2 separate regions of the Mus musculus genome follow, and region 2 is linked to region 1. The links are chromatin loops, found by intact Hi-C in ENCODE. Cell type or tissue: left cerebral cortex. All regions are shown on one strand. Links, peaks and the distances in the headings refer to the core of each region. The heading gives the core; the rest is flanking DNA. Region 1 has its middle 19 kb from the start of Gm46868. Region 2 has its middle 3.8 kb from the start of Cap1.

Region 1 (2,916 bases), core at 291-2,790:
GGACATCTCCCCAGTCCACAATTGTTTTTAATTTCTAAAAAGAGATTTATTTGTGTTCATGTGGATAAATGTCTACTTATACACATGCATGCCTGGTGACTATGGAGGCCAGAAAAGAGCGGGCTTCTGGAGTTGAAATTATGGACAGTTGTGAGATGTGGGCGCTGGGAAAGGGACTGGGGACCTTTGTGAGTACAGCAAGGGCTTTGACCACTGAACCATCTCTCTAGCCCCTCTGGTTTTGATTTCTTGCACAGCAGCTGTACCATTTCACACTCCCACCAACAGCGTACAAGCTTCCATTTCTCCACATCCATGCCAACACTCCTTATTGTTGGGACACCAGGAACCCTAACAAACAGCTGTGAGGACTCTCAGTGCCCAGAACTGTTCAGCGGTGAGGCATAGGTTTGTTACTAGCAAACCTGCTTCCACCCAGTAGAAGAAGCCTGTTTGCAGAAAAGGGGTGAGCTGTCGGATGAGGGCAACTCCATAGCCATGAGCTGAGTAGCACAAGTTGTGTCTGAGGATAGTTGTGTCTATGGAAAGTTGTGCTTTCCTGGCCTTGAATTTATTGTAGCAGGGAGAGTCTTGACATGAGTCTCATTCCCTGGGACCCAAGCTGGCCTCAAACTTGTGGCATTCCTCTTGCCTGAGGACCTTGATCACTGGAATTAAAGAATGCACAACACAAGACATTATAGTGGCTCGGTGATAAACTCACCTCTGTACCTGAACTTGAATTGGGGCTTAATTAATTTGTAATCATAAGTCTTTAACATAGTTAGTGCTCTAGGAATTTTTGTCTTTTCTTCTCTTGGTTCCTTCTTAGAAGTAAAGACAGTGCAAATGATTTTTACATTTAAAAAAACCAAAAACCTACAGGAACAGAAGTACAGTGAAGTAGTTAGGACCTGAGTTTGGAATCAGCCCACTCTGGGTTCAAATCCTAGTTCAACAAATATTACTGGACGTTAACTGTCTTAGTCGGGGTTTCTATTCCTGCACAAACATCATGACCAAGAAGCAAGTTGGGGAGGAAAGGGTTTATTCAGCTTACATTTCCACACTGCTGTTCATCACCAAAGGAAGTCAGGACTGGAACTCAAGCAGGTCATGAAGCAGGAGCTGACACAGAGGCCATGGAGTGATGTTACTTACTGGCTTGCTTCCCCTTCCCCTGGCTTGCTCAGCTTGCTTTCTTATAGAACCCAAGACCACCAGCCCAGGGATGGCACCACCCACAAGGGGCCCTCCCTACTTGATCACTAATTGAGAAAATGCCTTACAGCTAGATCTCATGAGGCATTTCCCCAACTGAAGCTTTCTCTGTGATAACTCCAGCCTGTTTCAAGTTGACACACAAAACTACCCAGTACATTAACTAAATGGATTAAGCATTTCATAATATATATCAAACATTGTTATACACCTTAAATATATAGTTTGGCCAATAATACTCAGTGAAGTTAGAAAAATGTAAAGACTGGCTTAAAGCAAAAAGGATTAAACAACAACAACAACAACAACAACAACAAAAATCCAGCTGTGTTGGCAGACACTGACAATCCTAGTCCTTGGGAAGATGAAGCAGGGTGAACATGATGAGTTGACAGCAGAGCTCAGATGCTTGGTGGAGTCCAGCCTGAAGTCACACAATTGCAGAGAGCCTCCAGCAGCATTGCTGTAGGTGCCTCACCCCCTAGAGCTCTTTCTAGTACCCAGCTAGTGCTCTGCCAGCATGCTCTCTCTGCATGCTCATTCCTTTGTATAGTGGGGGCAACATAATGGCTGGTCTGTTCAAGGGAACATTATGAAGTGCACGTGTTTAGCCTACACCACCAGGCACAGTGAGTGCTCAACGAAGGGTAGCTGTGACTATCGAGGCATGCCTTGCAGGATACAGCCTGACTATCTGCTAACTGTCCACTACTGCTCCAGATAAGGATTCACATCCTGGCAGAATTTCCAGTCCAGTGGGAGCAAGACAGCTAGAGATGGAGTGTGTCACAGTAGAACAGACTGGAGCCGCTCACCTGACTTCGGATCCCAGCCTGCCCTTGACTGCTTTCCTCAACTTTCAAGCAGAGCTAATAATAGCAGCACCTCCTGGGCTCCTTAGGGCAGTTGTGAAGATGAGTTAGTTTGTGTAAAGATACTCAGGGTGGTGCCTGGCAGCCAGTGCCATGTTGGTTGCCCCTAGTATGCTGTGTGATGCGTAAGCTGCTAGCCACCACACGGCGAGGGAAGATCATGCCAGAGCCATGGGAGCTTTGCTCTGAAACTATTTTTCTTTTATTTTTGAGTGTGTGTGTGTGTGTGTGTGTGTGTGTGTGTGTGTGTGTGTGTGTGTGTGTGTGTGTATACACATGAGCACATGTGCTTTCAGAAACCAGGGTGTGGGGGATCCCTCTGTATAGGATATATTGGATTTTATAGGCAATTCTGAGCTGCCTGGTGTGGCTGCTGGGAATTGAACCTGGGCTGTCTGCAAGACAGCTCTTAACTGTTGAGCCATCTCCACATCCCAAAGAAATTTCTTCTCTGAGGACAAGATCTTAGCCTTGAAGTGTGTGTAGGTGCTTTCTAGGCAAAGAGTAGGAGACATGGCTTCAAGTGAAATTCAGCCAGAGCCATAAGCTGAGACAGGGAAGAAAACAGACCTATTTGAGCAAGCAACCTAAGACCCTGACAGTCAAACACAGGAGGTAAGATGGTACCATTTTTGGCCTTAAAGTGTTCAGTTGGGTTCTAGAGAATCTGCCCTGATTGGTACTGAGAACTGATATCATTACATATGTCAACATGTTAGCAGGTTTTCTCCATAGAGCAGATAGATTTCATTCATACCTATTACTTGCTGGGCACTGCAGGGACGACTGTCTGTGATATTCACAACAGGGAGGGCCCCACTTA
Region 2 (2,916 bases), core at 224-2,723, 170 kb after region 1:
CTGGCAGAGGATACATGATCTGCCCGAATGCACGCAGGCTCTGAGCCAGGCTGCACAGATGCACACAGTCCTCTGAGCCAGGCTGCAGGGATCCATGCTGTCCTCCCAGCCAGGCTGGGAAGTGCTCCAGATGAGCTGCCAGAATTCTGTGTCTGAAACCCTGAGAGATAAGGGAGGAGACTTGGGTAGCACTCTTAGAGACAAAGCTATTCTGTAGATCTGGAATGTGCTGAAACCCAGCCTCCCCATTACCCTCCCCCAACCCCTCCCTGCTTCCAACCAAAAAAAAAAAAAAAAAGAGGTGATAACATATGCAAAGACTGCTGCAACTCCTGCTTACAAATTGATTACCTACAAGCCTGTCCTCCTTTTCTCTTATCAGCTACAGTTTGGGGGCTGAGACCCCAAACCAAAACCCTATCCCCTTCTCAACTTCCCATCTCCCATACCTCCAAGTTTCAGAGCCAACTTCTTAACTTTTTCATTTAGTCAAAAATCTCCAATAAATATTTATTATCAATTTTGTGCCAGAGCACAAGGAACTATAGAGAGAAAGAAACTAATAGGGGGAGAAAGACATCAAAAGATAATTGCACCCAGCACTTGGGAGGCAAGGGCAGGTGGCTCTCTATGAGTTTGAGGCCAGCCTGGTTAATATAGTGATTTCCAGGTTAAACAGTGCTACATAGTGACACTCTGTCTCAAGACAAACAAGCAAGCAAGCAACCCCCACCCCAACAATTATTATTATAGGACTCACTGAGGAGGAAAAGCAGCAGTGTTGGAAATATATGCGTGCTGTCAGCTCTTCCTGTACTGTAGCAAGATGCCTGAGACTGGATAACTTGTAAGGCATATAAGTTTATTCCTCACAGTTCTGGAAGTAGGAAGTCCTCAAGGTGGCTGATAAGGTTGTGCTCTGGGTTTCTGAGATAGTTTCTTGTTGCCAAGTTTTTACAGGGTAGAAGGTAGGAGGGCAAAGGGCATATAGCTTTCAAGTCTTTTAAAGGCATCAGTGCTATCTATCCATAAGGGTAGAGTCCTCATAGCCTAATCACCACCACCTCCTCCTCCTTTCCCTCCTCCTCTTCTTCCTCTTCCTCCTCCTCCTCTTCTTCTTCCTCCTCCTTCTCCTCTTCTTTTCTCCTTCTTCTCCTTCTCCTCTTCTTCCTCCTCCTTCTTCTTTAAGTTTTATTTACTTATTTTATGAATGTGAGTGCACTGTAGCTGTCTTCAGACACACTAGAAGAGGGCATCCGATCCCATTACAGATGGTTTTGAGCTACTGTGTGGGTTCTGGGAATTGAACTCATGATCTCTGGAAGAGCAGTCAGTGCTCTTAACCACTGAGCCATATCTCCACCCCCTGCTTAATCACTTCTTTTTAAAAGTCCCAATACTTGCTATTGATTAGAACTGTTTCGATATGAATTTTAGGGGAACACAGTTGTATACAGTTGTAGTTTCATGGGACCAGATGTGCTCTAAGTGATCACAGCATTTGGTTTCCCTCTATCCTCACCATCTTTGTTACTGCCATAAGGATGGTTTCTCTTACCTTTTTTTTTTTTAAAGAATTATTTATTTTATGTATATGAGTACACTGTTGCTGTCTTCAGACACACCAGAAGAGGGCATGAGATCCCATTACAGATGGTTGTGAGACACCATGTGGTTGCTGGGAATTGAACTCAGGACCACTGAGCCATCTCTTCAGCCTGGTTTCACTTATCTTGGACCATATATTTCAGTCTTCTCTCTCCTAAACAAATATATATTTACGTATTTTAAAAAGTATGTGCATGTATGTATGTTGCTGTGTAGGTACATGCATATGAGTGCACATGTTCTTGGAGGCCAGAGGCATCAGGTCCCCCTGGAGCTGGAGTTACAGGCAATTGTGAGTCACCCGACATGGGTGCTGGGAACTGAACTTGGGTTCTTCACAAGAGCAGTACGGATTCTTAACTGTGGAACCATCTCTTTAGTGCCTGTTCTCTTTTTTAAAAATTACAGATTATTATCAAATTATTACTACTGACGTGTGCGCGCGCGCATGAGAAAGAGAGAGAGAGGGAGAGAGAGAGAGAGAGAGAGAGAGAGAGAGAGAGAGAGAGCGCCATAGTACCACGTGGAGGTCAAAGAACAACTTTGTGGAGTTGGTTCTTTCCTTCCACCTTTATGTAGGTTCCAGGGATAGAACTCAGGTCATTAGGCTTTTCAGCAAGCACCTTTACTCACTGAGCTATAGTGCCAGCCCTCTTTCTGACCTTTGATGGGTCTGTCTTGCCCACTCAAGACTATGCTCTACAGAACATTGCTAAAATGCAATCTAATAGCTCTTCCATTACAGTCTGCCCCTCCTGTGGGGGTACAGCCCAGGGGCAGAGCATCGGACCCCACTTCTCCTCTTGAGGGGTTGGTTTAGCCTCTTCGTCCAACCTATGTCAAAGCTGTCCACAGGCACTACTCACCTCATCTTGGCCAAATTCCTATTTCTACCGTTTTACCCATCCATCTCAGCCCAGGAAATGATTATTCTGAATTCAAGGCATTTGCTGGATATGCGCTAGATATGAGCCAATTGTAGATGAAGCATTGTGGTCTGGGCACAGAACAGAATCAGCTAAGGAAAAAGAAAACAACAAAAACAAAACAAACAAACAAACAAAAAAAGCCAGCAGCAAGCTACTGTTTTTTCCCGGGTGTAGAACTGGAATAAGGTAGTATAGTGTTTGGAAAGGCCAAATATATATCCTTCAATATATAGACATGTATACAGCAGGTAATGTTTTCATCCTATCTGTCACTGGAGTCATAAGTGTATGCATCTATATGCTCAGTCAAAACAAGCAGTTCCTCAGCATATTGGCTGTAAGTTATGTTTCCTATCATTGTTTTACAAGATGATTTCAA

The links. A loop is a pair of places that touch in the nucleus more often than their neighbours do. Peaks named below come from ENCODE experiments on the same cell type or tissue, not always from the same donor. Only the 100,000 strongest peaks of a DNase experiment are listed, where the experiment ranks them.
Region 2: it touches region 1 in a loop (2.7-fold over the local background); 3 of 42 quality-filtered maps call a loop at or near these places.

The regions. Positions count from the first base shown.
Region 1 is chr4:123,060,877-123,063,792 of GRCm38, reverse strand. No RefSeq gene overlaps it. Among named protein-coding and RNA genes, the nearest start is that of Gm46868, 19 kb to the left of the region's middle. In left cerebral cortex, for the core only: no CTCF peak of the experiment used is centred there; no DNase peak of the experiment used is centred there.
Region 2 is chr4:122,888,451-122,891,366 of GRCm38, reverse strand. No RefSeq gene overlaps it. Among named protein-coding and RNA genes, the nearest start is that of Cap1, 3.8 kb to the right of the region's middle. In left cerebral cortex, for the core only: a CTCF peak has its summit at 1,629 (motif pointing right); no DNase peak of the experiment used is centred there; H3K27ac peaks cover 1,021 bases.